Regions from separate parts of the Homo sapiens genome. Here region 1 is linked to region 2. Evidence: chromatin contacts called from ENCODE Hi-C or POLR2A ChIA-PET data. All regions are on one chromosome and are shown on one strand. The core of a region is the stretch at or near the end of the contact, and the rest is flanking DNA. Distances in the headings are between cores, read along the strand shown.

Evidence for each region. A loop is a pair of places that touch in the nucleus more often than their neighbours do. ChIA-PET counts read pairs that join two places held with the same protein, here RNA polymerase II (POLR2A). Pooled maps may share reads with other maps.
Region 1: a pooled map shows a loop between it and region 2 (17-fold over the local background). The contact joins the promoter of NINL here to the promoter of ABHD12 in region 2. A Hi-C loop is called at or near these places in 12 of 50 pooled maps. POLR2A ChIA-PET finds 5 or more read pairs at or near these places in 8 of 52 experiments (AG04450, H1, HepG2 and 4 more).

The regions. Positions count from the first base shown.
Region 1 is chr20:25,582,613-25,589,140 of GRCh38, reverse strand. NINL (ninein like) reads left to right here and starts at 3,610. Exons shown (of 24, transcript NM_025176.6): 1 at 3,610-3,686. RefSeq lists a silencer at 3,546-3,675.
Region 2 is chr20:25,386,805-25,393,763 of GRCh38, reverse strand. It overlaps ABHD12 (abhydrolase domain containing 12, lysophospholipase), which reads left to right and starts at 2,929. Exons shown (of 13, transcript NM_001042472.3): 1 at 2,929-3,251. The coding sequence starts at 3,061. RefSeq lists silencers at 2,800-3,219, 3,260-3,309, 3,350-3,509, 3,680-3,839.

The DNA.
Region 1 (6,528 bases), core at 2,361-4,860, 190 kb before region 2:
CAATATCCATTATAATAAACCAGTGGGCCAGGCATGGTGGCTCACGCCTGTAATCCCAGCACTTTGGGAGGCCAAAGCAGGCAGATCACCTGCGGTCAGGAGTTCGAGACCAGCTTGGCCAACAGGACGAAACCCTGTCTCTACTAAAAATATAAAAATCTAGCCAGGTGTGGTGGCGCATGCCTGTAGTGCCAGCTTCTTGGGAGGCTGAGGCATGACAATCACTTGAACCTGGTAGGCGGAGGTTGCAGTGAGCTGGGATCGCACCACTGCACTCTAGCCTGGGCGACAGAGCAACACTCCGTCTCAAAAATAAATAAATAAAAATAAACCAGTGAACATAAGCGTTTCTCTGAGTTCTGTGAGCCACTCACAGGTAGCAAATTAATCGAAACCAAACAGGGGGTCAGGGGGTCATGGGAACCCCAACTTGAAGCTGATCTGTCAGAAGTTCTGCAGAGGCCCGGCCTTGCAACTGATGTATGTGAGGAGTCTTGGGGACTGAGTCCTCAACTTGTGGGATCTGACACTCTCTCCAGGTAGTGACAGAACTGAATTAGAGGATGCCCAGCTGGTGTCTGCTGCTCAGTGTGTGGAGAAAACCCCACACACATTTAGTCATAGGTCTTCTGTGTTGACTGTTGTGCGGTGTGAGAGTGGAGAGTTTTCTCTACACGACAATAAAATTGGAATGTCTGGAGGTAGGATGCAGGCACTGGTGTTTTTAATTTTTAAGTAGTCAAAGTGGAGAACTCCTAGTCTTCCCACTTCTCTCTGATGAAGAACCACTACATTAACTCATTTAAATTCGGTATGCTCAACTGGGCACGGTGCCTCATGCCTGCAATCTCAGTACTTTGGGGGGCCAAAGTGGGAGGATCATTTTAGCCCAGGAGTTCAAGACCAGCCTGGGCAACATAGACCCCATCTCTACAAAAAATTAGTAAGTTAGCCAGGTGTGGGGGTGCATCTGTAATGCAGCTATTTGGGAGGCTGAGGTGGGAGGATCACTTGAGCCCAGGAGATCAAGGCTGCAGTGAGCTGTGATCACACCACCACACTCCAGCCTGGGTAACAGACTGAGATCCTGTCTCAAGAAATAAAATAACAAATAAATTCAGTACACTCCTGTGCAATGGGTAATTTTTACATTTCTATTTTGCAAATGAAACTGAGATCACAGATGTTACATGACTGGGTGATCCACAGTCAAACAGCTAGTAAGTGGCATGATTCACATCTTCTGACTCCAAATTCATTCTCCAGCCAGTGAGTGGGAGCCCGTGCAGAGCATCAGGAGCACTGAAGAGAAGACATTCTTCACAATGGCAGCCCCCATGGCTCTGAGCACCCCTGGGAATCCAGGGTTATAAACTGGAGTCATCGGGGTCTTGGCTGCGCATCCCACAGGGACCACCTTTGCACGGTGTGTCCTGCCATTGTGCCCCACACTGGTTGGGACAGGTCATGGGCATAGCAAAAGGTATCTGGGCACATTCAGCAGGTCAGAGAAACCTCCCAGCCTAGAACACACTATGAGCGTCTCTGAACCACTCCCTGTGTTTGCCTTTTGCTCTGCATGGGGTTTAGCACTTGCAGGCACTTGGAAATTTCACTCGCCCTTGGAAACTCCGTTCCCCCATAGCCTGTCTTTCATCCTGCTTCCTTCTCACCCCATTTTGCCTCTGATCCTCACATCCTCTAAAGTGGAGTTCCTACAAAGTATATGCACCTTTCTCATGCTACAGTGTACTGTAGCTCATTTTGTAATTCTGATATAACTCTCTGACATTTTTGTATATTTATGTTTTTATTTTTATTTTTTGGAGACAGAGTCTTGCTCTGTCGCCCAAGCTGGAGTCTAGTGGCAAGATCTCAGCTCACTGCAACCTCCGACTCCTGGGTTCATGCAATTCTTGTGCCTCAGCCTCACGAGTAGCTGGGACTACAGGCGCGCGTTAACCACAACTGGCTAATTTTTTTGTGTTTCAGTAGACACTGGGTTTCACCATGTTGGCCACGCTGGTCTCGAACTCCTGTCCTCAGGCAATCTGCCCACAGTGGCCTCCCAAACTACTGGGATTACAGGCATGAGTCACCGTGCCTGGCTGTATTTACTTTTTTTTTTCTTTTTTTGAAATGGAGTCTCACTCTGTCGCCCAAGCTGGAGTGCAGTGGCTTGATAACCACAACCTCCGCCTCCCAGATTCAAGCGATTCTCCTGTCTCAGCCTCCTGAGTAGCTGGGATTACAGGCATATGCCATCACGCCCGGCTAATTTTGTATTTTTAGTAGAGACGGGGTTTCTCCATGTTGGTCAGGCTGGTCTTGAACTCCCGACCTCAGGTGATCCGCCTGCCTCAGCCCCCCAAAGTGCTGGGATGACAGGCATGAGCCACTATGCCCGGCCGGGTATTTACGTTTTTAAATTGTTTTCTGTGTAAACTCTATAAGGGCCAGGGATTTTTTGCACCGCTGTTGGCAGCCCCTAGGACAATGCCTGGCCCTAGTAGGTGTTCGATAAATATATACAGGTTGAATATCCCTTAACCGAGATGCTTGGCACCAGAAGCATTTAGGATTTCAGATTTTGGAATATTTGCATTATACCAATTGAACACCCCTAATCTGAAAATCCAAAATTAGAAATGCTCCAATGAGGCCAGGTGCGGTGGCTCATGCCAGTAATCCCAGCACTATGGGAGGCCAAGGTGGGAGGATCACTTGAGGCCAGAAATTCCAGACCAGCCTGGGCAACATGGTGAAGCCTCCTCTCTTAAAAAAATACAGGCCGGGCGCGGTGGCTCACGCCTGTAATCCCAGCACTTTGGGAGGCCGAGGCGGTGGATCCATCCCTTGAGCCTAGGAGTTCGAGACCAGCCTGGGCAACACAGTGAGACTCTGTGCTAAAAATACAAAAATTAGCGGACATGGTGGCAGATGCCTGCAGTCCCAGCTACTGGGGGTTGGGACGCTGAGGCGGGAGGATCGCCATAGCCGGGAAAGTCGAGGCTGTAGTGAGCCATGACCGCGCCACTGCATCCCAGGCTGGGCAGCAGAAGTGACAGCCTTTCTCAAAAGAAAAGAAAGTTAAAAGAAGAAAAAAGAAGTGCTCCAATGTGCATTTCCTTTGAGCATCAGGTCAGCGCTCAAAAACTTTCAGATTTTGAAGCATTTCGGATTTCAGATGTTTGGATTAGGGATGCTCAACCCGTATTGATTTAATATGCGGTGGAAACGTGACGACCTAGGTTTTAAGTCGCGGTTTCCTCAGTGGTGGGTTTGGGGTATTACCCCTGCCTGGCCGGCCTCCGGGCTTGTTTCCAGAAGATGCTACCCCGAGAGCTGCGAACCGCCAAGCTCCGCAGCGCGCAGGGCTCCGACAGGGACCAGCGAGGTCAGCTCCAAGGGTCACCCCAGGCTCCAAACTGGCCAGAGCCGCCCTGAGATTTGCGGAGGCCGCCTTGCCCCCACCCCGCCCCGCAATCCCGGACCCGACCCGCCCCCTCTCCCGTTCGCTCGCCCCGCCCCCTGTTCGCCCACTGCGCCGGGACACCGAGGGGGCGGTGCCTCGAGGCCGGGAGGAGTGTTGCGTCGCGGCCTCCAGACACAAAGAGCGGCCGGCGGTACGGGGGTGGTGCCGCGCTCCTGGCCCCGCGCGGGCGGACGGCGGAGGCGCCTCCCAGGTGAGCCGGCCCGGGCGTCCGGCGGGACATTCAGGCGGCTGGTGGGGTCGAGAGTCCGGGGCCGCCCCTGCGTCGCGACCCGCGCCTTAGTCACCAGACCCGGCTCCGGGAGCGCGGCCTCGGGTGCTCCTCGCGGTGCGGGGCGCAGACTCGGCGCATCTGCTGTGGTGCCTGCTCTTCCGGTCGCCCTCGAGGGCGGGGCGGGGGTCACGCCCTAAAATACAGCGCCCGCTGGGCCGAACGCTTGAAAACCCGGTTTCCCGACGGCGGCGGCGCGGGCGCCGTGCGAACGAGGGCCCGGGTCCAGCACAGCCCCAAGGCTCGGCCTGAGGCGGGCGGCCTTGGCCGGGGCCCCCCGTGGTAATGAGCTACGCGGTGCCCGCCGCCTGCCCAGCGCGGGCCGTTTCTCCTGACGCCGCCGGCGTCTGGTCGAGGCCCAGGATTCCCTCCTGCCAGTGTGGCTGCGGCCCCCCACGGAGCGGGACCCGCGTTCGTGGCGCTTGGGACGGTTGATTGAAAGGGTGTAGAAGTCTGTTGCGAATTTTATCTGTTGTACTCGTTTTGCAGATTCGCCCCTTTCCTCCCGCCTGTGCGCGCAGTCACACACACCATGTGGGAGTCTCTGATCGCGTTGGGTTCATAATCATCGATCGTGCCTGGGTACTGATGCCCCATTGTTAGGAGCTCTGTGTGGGGCTGTATGTTTGCACAGGACTCACGTGAGGAAGGGTGGCCACGTTTCTTTCTGCTCTGTGAGACTTAGGCCAAGCCCTGGAACTAGGGAGGAGGTTCAGGAAGAGACCCATGAAGCTGGCGGGGCCTTGGAGAAGGGCAAGTGATTTTCAAGGTCAGTAGTAAGAGGGGTCATGAGTAATGGTAAGTTTCTTAGCGGCCTTTGCTGTGACTTCTAGGTTTTTCACACTGGACTTAAAATACTTTTAAAAGCAGAGTTTTTGTTCTTCTTGTTGTTGTTCTTGTTGTTGTTGCTGTTTTTGAAACGAAGTTTCACTCTTGTTGCCCAGGCTGGAGTGCAATGGCGCCATCTCGGCTCACTGCAACCTCTGCCTCCCGGATTCAAGCGATTCTCCTGCCTCAGCCTCCCGAGTAGCTGGGATTACACGCCCAGCTAATTTTTTGTGTTTTTAGTGGAGATGGGGGTTTCACCATGTTGGCCAGGCTGGTCTCGAACTTCTGACCTTCAGGTGATCCAGCTGCCTCGGCCTCCCAAAGTTCTGGGATTACAGGCGTGAGCCACTGCACCCGGCCAAGTTTTTGTTTTGTTTTGTTTTTGTTTTTTAATTTTATTTTACTTTAAGTTCTGGGATACATGTGCAGAACGTTCTGGTTTGTTACATGGGTATACATGTGCCATGATGGTTTGCTGCACCTATCAACCCGTCATCTAGATTTTAAGCCCCACATACATTAGGTATTTGTCCTAATGCTCTCCCTCCTCTTGCCCCCCACCCGCCCCGACAGGTCCCGATGTGTGAGGTGTGTGATGTTCCCCTCCCTGTGTCCATGTGTTCTCATTGTCAACTCCCACTTATGAGTGAGAACATGCGGTGTTTGGTTTTCTGTTCTTGTGTTAGTTTGCTGAGAATGATGGCTTCCCACTTTATGCATGTCCCTGCAAAGGACATGAACTCATTCTTTTTTATGGCTACGTAGTATTCCATGGTGTATCTGTACCACATTTTCTTTATTCAGTCTATCCGTGATGGGCATTTGGGTTGGTTCCAAGTCTTTGCTATTGTAAATAGTGCTGCAATAAACATACACGTTTATGTGTCTTTATAGTAGAATGATTTATAGTCCTTTGGGTATATACCCAGTAATGGGATCACCGGGTCAAATGTTATTTCTGGTTCTAGATCCTTGAGGAATCGCCACACTGTCTTCCACAATGGTTGAACTAATTTACACTCCCACCAACAGTGTAAAAGCGTTCCTATTCCTCCACAGCCTCTCCAGCATCTGTTGTTTCCTTGCTTTTTAATAATTACCATTCTAACTGATGTGAGATGGTATCTCATTGTGGTTTTGATTTGCATTTCTCTAATGACCAGTGATGATGAGCTTTTTTTTTAATATATGTTGTTGGCTGCATAAATGTCTTCTTTTGAGAAGTGTCTGTTCATTTCCTTTGGCCACTTTTTGATGGGGTTGTTTTTTTCTTGTAAATTTGTTTAAGTTCCTTCTATATTCTGGATATTAGACCTTTGTCAGAAGGGTAGATTGCAAAAATTTTACCCCGTTCTGTAGGTTGCCTGTTCACTCTGAAGAGTTTCTTTTGCTGTGGAGAAGCTCTTAGGTTAGATCCCATTTGTCAGTTTTGGCTTTTGTTGCCATTGCTTTTGGTGTTTAGTCATGAAGACTTTGCCCATGCCTATGTCCTGAATAGTATTGCCTAGGTTTTCTTTTAGGTTTTTTATGGTTTTGGGTTTTACATTTAAGTCTTTAATCCATCTTGAGTTAATTTTTGCATAAGGTGTAAGGAAGGAGTCCAGTTTCTGTTTACTGCATATGGCTAGCCAGTTTTCCCAGCACAATTTATTAAATAGGAAATCCTTTCCCCATTGCTTGTTTTTGTCAGGTTTGTCGAAGATCAGATAGTTGTAGAAAGCAGAGTTTGTTTTTTTTTTAAGTAGTTAAAACTCATCTGTTAAACAGAACACTGAATCAGCAGCCTAGCAGTTTTATGAACTGTGTGCAAGAATGCTTGTATATTAAAAGGAAAATGTTCAGGTGTTAGAGAAGCAGTCTACTTTCATGCTTGTCCCTTTTGTTTGACTTATACATCATCCATTAGTGGTTTAAATGATGACAGATTGAATTGATC
Region 2 (6,959 bases), core at 1,680-4,179:
TGCAATAGAATTACCAGAGAAGGTCATGGATGGAGTTGGGGGTGGGAGAAGAGTTGGGAGCTCAGCATTGAAGTGGTGCTTGTCAGAAATCAGAGCAGAAATGATGAGGAGCCTAAGGGTCAAGGAGAGGTGTGGACCAATGATAAAAATGTGGGCATCACTAGCATGGGCTCAACCACCAAGAGTTGAGCACTGTGTGGGCAGGGCCTCGTGCCTGTAAGAAAGATTCAATACACGGTACAGATTTTTCCTCTCCAGCTCTTCCTTCCTTGTTTTTTTTTTTTTTTTTTTTTGGTTTGTTTGTTTGGTTTTTTTGAGTCGGAGTCTCACTCTGTCGCCCAGGATGGAGTGCAGTGGTGCGATCTCCGCTCACTGCAAGCTCCGCCTCCCGGGTTCACGCCATTCTCCTGCTTCAGCCTCCCAAGTAGCTGGGACTACAGGCGCCCGCCACCATGCCCGGCTAATTTTTTATATTGTTATTAGAGAGACGGGGTGTGAAACCGTGTTAGCCAGGATGGTCATGATCTCCTGACCTTGTGATCCGCCCGCCTCGGCCTCCCAATGTGCTGGGATTACAGGCATGAGCCACCGCGCCTGGCTGTTTTTTTTTTGTTGTTGTTGTTTTTTTAATTGAAGTGAGCGATAGAGTCAAAACCTCTTTTTTTTTTTTTACGTTTTAGTTATTTCCTAGATTTCCAATCTCTCCAGGATGTGTTACTACATCACTATAAAGAATTTATAATTTACATTCCATAGTATGTTTGTTTGTTTATTTTGAGATGGAGTCCTGCTCTGTCACCCAGGCTAGAGTGCAGTGGTGCAATCTCGGCTCACTGCAACCTCCGAATCCCAGCATCCCGGGTTCAAGCAATTCTCCTGCCTCAGCCTCCCAAGTAGATGGGATTACAGGCGTGCGCCACCACACCCAGCTAATTTTTTTGTTTGTTTGTTTTTGAGAGGAGTCTCCCTCTGTCGCCAGGCTGGAGTGCAGTGGCACAATTTCGGCTCACCACAACCTCCGACTCCCTGGTTCAAGCGATTCTCCTGCCTCAGCTTCCCAAGTAGCTGGGAATACAGGCACGCGCCACCATGCCCAGCTAATTTTTTTTTTTTTTTTTGAGACAGAAGTTTGCTTTTGTCCCCAAGACTGGGGTGCAATGGTGTGATCTCAGCTCACTGCAACCTCCGCCTCCCAAGTTCAAGCGATTCTCCTGCCTCAGCCTCCCAATTAGCTGGGATTATAGGGTTGTGCCACCATACCTGGCTAATTTTTGTGTTTTTAGTAGAGACGGGGTTTCACTACATTGGCCAGGATAGCCTCAATCTCCTGACCTCGTGATCCGCCCGCCTCGGCCTCCCAAAGTGCTGGGCTCACAGGCGTGAGACACCTCGCCCAGCCTTTTTTTTTTTTTTTTTTTTAAACAGAGTCTTGCTCTGTCACCCAGGCTTGTGCCACCACACCCGGCTAATTTTTGTATTTTTAGTAGAGACGGAGTTTCACCATGCTGGCCAGGCTGATCTGGCCTCCATCTCCTGTGCTTAAATGATCCACCCACCTCCGCCTCCCAAAGTGCTGAGATTACAGGCATGAGCCACTGAGCTCGGCCCATAATGTTTTTAAAAAGTATATCTGGAGATATTGACACAATTATGAATGCAGGCTGTAACACTTAGTAATATGGTCAATAAATTATTTTGCAATTTCAAAGTATCATTACAAAACTAATTTAAAAAGCAGCCGGGCGCGGTGGCTCATGCCTGTAATCCCAGCACTTTGGGAGGCCGAGGCGGGCGGATCACGGGATCGAGAGATCGAGACCATCCTGGCTACACAGTGAAACCCTGTCTCTACTAAAAATACAAAAAAATTAGCCGGGCATGGTAGCCGGCGCCTGTAGTCCCAGCTACTTGGGAGGCTGAGGCAGGAGACTGGCGTGAACCTGGGAGGCGGAGTTTGCAGTGAGCCGAGATCGCGCCACTGCACTCCAGCCTGGGCGAGAGCGAGACTCCGTCTCAAAAAAAAAAAAAAAAAAAAAGAAAAAACTAATATAAAAAGCTGTTGAATTTCTAAACGCATTTCCAATTGACCTTTATCAATTGCCAATAGTTTTCAAAGTGACAAATGCTGAAATTTCTAACGTTACTTTGGAATAAGCAAATATCTCTCTTTGTTATAGATCATCTGTAAAACTAATGCCATATTGAAGAAAGCCAAAGTTATAAAACTAAATTTGTGAAACAGCCCTTTATTCTTTCCTTTTCTCTTTCTAGGATGGGTTGAATTAGTACTAAATTTGGGTTTCATAAGGGCGAATTTATCTTTGAAATGGATTTTCCTCCCATCAGGTAGTCTTAATTGCTTTATAAAAATCTAAAATCTAACACAGGTTTTTAAAAAGTAAATTTTTCAAGCAGTTCATTTCCTGATGTTCGGCCCAAAAGTAAACACTGAGTATATACATTTACTTCAAATTAAAAACTGACGACCGGAAAGCATACTTTTAAAGGTAATGTCCTTGTGGAAAAAGAATTAAGAATCACGAGAACGGAACTGCTATTTGCTACCTCTGGTTTTCCGTTCACAGAAGCACGAGGAGCCCAGCGCTGCGGCTCTGCCTCGCTGGGCCACCCCTTTCGGGCACGACCGGGAGCGGGTGCTCCTCACACCGAGCGCCCGGGCGAGCACAGCTGCAGCCTGCGGATGGAGCCCAGAGCCCTGCCCTGCAGATGACGCGCCGCTGCAGCTTCGCCCACCCTCCCACAAAATGGCTGCGGGTGGCGCCAGGGATGCTGGGCGCGCGCTCCTTGGAACTAGAGAGGAGGTGGCCGGGGCGGGGCCGGGGGAGGGGGGTAGGGCAGAGCCGGCGGGAGCCCGGCGCTGATTGGCCGGCCTGGCTGGCGGGCCCCCGCCGCTGGTTCGTAGCCGGCGCAGCGGCCTGGGCTGGGATGTGAGGAGCGGCGGGTTCCGGGCTCCGGGCTCTGGGTGGCGGCGGCTGTGAGCGGCGGCACTGCGGCGCAGGCCAGCGGGCGCCGTCGGCGGCTGGCCCTGTCGGCCGCGGGATGAGGAAGCGGACCGAGCCCGTCGCCTTGGAGCATGAGCGCTGCGCCGCCGCGGGCTCGTCCTCCTCCGGCTCGGCCGCCGCGGCGCTGGACGCCGACTGCCGCCTGAAGCAGAACCTACGCCTGACGGGCCCGGCGGCGGCTGAGCCGCGCTGCGCAGCCGACGCGGGAATGAAGCGGGCGCTGGGCAGGTGAGGCTTCGCGCGGAGCGGGGGGGGGGGGGGGGCCGGTCCCTCACTTTGCGCAGGTGCGTCCCGCAGGGGGCCGCGGTACCTCCCAGCCCCTCCCAGAGTGGCCGTCCGCCCGATCCGCGGCCGCCCCCGTCCGCGCCTGTGTCCCGCATTTGGCCCGCGGCAGCCCCACCCCCGCTCCCTTCCCCAGGCACCGCGGCGGGAGCGCCCTGCCCTGCCGCTGACCCCCTGTGTCCTGCTCCGGCCCTCTCGCCAGGCACTCCTGGCCTAGCCTTGCACCCCGACCCTTTCCCGGGGAAGCCGGGGGGACCCTTACGCTGGGGGCTTGGCGCCGCCCGAAGTCATGACCCCGCGTGGGAGAGCAGGGTAGGGGGTGGGGAGTCCTTGGAAGATCCCTGGACGCCAGGCACAGCAGAGGCGGGAGGCAGAGGGGCCGGCGCCAGACCCTGAGAGCGCTGGGGCCCACTCGGACCTCCTCCTCCTGCTCTGCATCAGGCCCCACACCGAGCGCCCGGGCGGGCGCCCCTCGGGCTGGGCTGCGTGCGCGGAGCCTTACTGGCGCCTTGGGCCCTCGGCGGCTCTCCCCGGTAACTAGGGTCGGGGGCGTGCGTCGCTCAGAACTCGGGGACCTTTGGGGAAGGGCTCAGTGGGCGGCGGGGTGCTAGGGGAAGGAGGGACTCGGAGCATCGCAGCCGTCGGAGGGAAACCTGCCCTTCGCTCTGCTGGTGATGGTTCGTGGTACTTGAAATCTGTCCGCACAAGTTCGCCTCCTTGGGAATCATCTCGCAGTCCTGAGTCGTTTGGTTATTGGCGTTCAATAACCTTTGGGTTATTGGGTAGAAGATGAATGCGTTTATATAAAGCCACTTTCAAAACTGAGATGGGAACGTGTTTCATAGGGACAGATTTCTCCTCCCATCTGCTGGTTTCCTAATTATCTGGCTGTTGTAGAACGTAGCATTCCTGACAGCTTTGAAGCCTTGCTACTTCGTGGTGGTTTGAAGAAGTTACTATATGATGATCTCAGGCGTTGTAGCAGAGGCACTTCTTTTTTGACCATCTGGAATGCCCTTAGTTGACGCTGGCCACTTGAGTGTAAAATATGCGTATCGCTCCTAAGGAAAAGTAGAATTTCAACTTCATTGCTTAAAAAAATCATGAAATTAAACTATAGACACTTCTAAGTCGATGGTTTGACAGAAGGGCGGAGACTGATAGTTTTGTGTCTTTATGTGTAAAATTATGTAGCATCTGATCAATATCTTTTGTGAAACTAATCTGTTCTCTTTGCTATGGAAAGATTTATCTGCATTAAAAACTCATGATTTAACTTTAATACAATTTTATTAACAGACATGGCATAACGCTTAGATAAATTGGAAAATTCTTCCTTCGAAAAAATCAAATTGCCGGGCGCGGTGGCTCACGCCTGTAATGCCAGCACTCTGGGAGACCGAGGCGGGCAGATTATCAGAGGTCAGGAGTTCGAGACCAGCTTGACCAACATGGAGAAACCCCGTCTGTACTAAAAATACAAAATTAGCCGGGCGTGGTGGCGCATATGCCTGTAATCCCAGCTACTCGGGAGGCTGAGGCGGGAGAATCGCTTGAATCTGGGAGGCGGAGGTTGCGGTGAGCCAAGATCTCGCCGAACCGAGATCGCACCAGTGCACTCCAGCCTGGACAACAAGAACGGAACTCCGTCTCAAAAAAAAAAAAAAAAAAGAAAAAATCAAATTGTTTTACACAACGTTTGGGGAAACAGCGGCGACCTGGCACCTTCTTGAAGAATGTACTGTATTAAAATTACCCGATTAATTTTTATTTTCGTGTCAGGACAAAGAGAGACATTCCAGTGGTGTCCATATCCTTTGGATAAGCAAAAGGCTGTTAGGGGTAAAAAGCAAAACAAAGGGAAAGAAGACCAAATTTGTTAGGTTGTCTTCCTTCCCAGCTGGCTGTCTCAGACATCCTTGAGCTTTCTTCTCTTCCTCGCTCAGGCTCTGCGCCACCATCACCTCCTCCTCACTGAGGCCTTCTTAGACCAGCCCACTCCTGTCGACCTTGTTATCACTCGAGATTGTAATTTTTGCTCGTGTGCCTCCCCCGCAACCAGAATGGAAGCGCCATGAGAACAGGAGCTTTGTTTTCTCCACTTAAGTATCTCCAGTACCTGGCACGTAGTAGGTAGCAGAAAATACTTGTTGAATGAACAAATATCCATAGAACAGATATCCATTGCGCCACAGAGCCGGCTCGTTTGTGTCTTTTATGATCCTTCTTTGGATCCTTCCGCACATTTTTTAAACTCTTTATTGTCGACATACGTGGAAGTAGAGAAGACAATCTAATGAGCCTTCTTCATGTGTCCATCACTTAAAAGTTTTCAGTGTTTAGCCAATTTTGAATCATCCATCCCTCTTCTCTTTTTTTTTGTAGGATGAAGGATTGGATTTTTTTTTTTTTTTTTTTTTGAGAAGGAGTCTCGCTTTGTCGCCCAGGCTGGAGTGCAGTGGCAATCTCGGCTCACTGCAACCTCCACCTCCCAGGTTCAAGCAATTCTCCTGCCCCAGCCTCCTGAGTAGCTGGGATTACAGGCGCCCGTCACCGTGCCTGGCTAACTTTTGTAGTTTTAGTAGAGACGGGGTTTCACCATGTTGGCCAGGCTGGTCTCGAACTCGTGACCTCGTGATCCACCCACCTCGGCCTCCCAAATTGCTGGGATTACAGGCGTGAGCCACAGCGCCCGGCCTGGAATATTTTTAAACAATTTTTTTTTTAAGAAAGTTCCGTCACCCAGGCTGGAGCACAGTGGCATGATCATGGCCCACTGCAGCCCAGACCTCCTGGGCTCAGGCGATCCTCCCATATCGATGCTGGGTGTATGCCACCACTCCTGGTTAATTTTTTTTTTTTTTTTTTAATAGAGATGAAGTCTCACTATGTTGCCCCCAGGCTGGTCTTGAATTTCTGGCTTCAAGCGATCCTTCTTCCTGGCCTCCCAAAGTGTTAGGTATGAAATACCGTGCCAGGCCTAAATTCTCCTGCCTCAGCCTCCCGAGAAGGTGGGATTACAGGCATGTGCCACCACACATGGCTAATTTTTGTATTTTTTGTAGAGATGGGGTTTCACCATGTTGGCCAGACTGGTCTCCAACTCGTGACTTCAAGTGATCTCCCTGTCACGGCCTCCCAAAGTGTTGGGATTACAGGTGTGAGCCACCATGTCTGACCTCTTTTTCTTTTCTGATTGCATTGTATTTCTAGAACAAAGTTAAATAATAGGGATGACACTGAGTAACTTGTTTCATTCCTGACTTTAATGAGAATGCTGTTAGTGTTTTTGCCATTTAAGTGCCATGCTGGGGTGTGTTGCTAATGTTGTGGGGAGCTTTTTGTTTTTGTTCCTGCTCCCTCACTGATGTTTTTAAAATAAAAAATGGTGATTGAGTTTTCTCAAATGCCAGTGTACATCTGTGGAATGATCATAGAGATTTTCTTCTTTTATCTGTTAACATAATGAGTTATAGTAATGGATTTATATTATTGAATCATCATTGTATTCCTGGGATAAACTCTCTTATTGTATAGCCAGATTCTATTTATTCATTTATTTTTTATTTTTATTTTTTGAGGCGGGGTTTCACTCTGTTGCCCAGGCTGGAGTGCAGTGGCACGATCTCGGGTCACTGCAACTTCTGCCTCCCA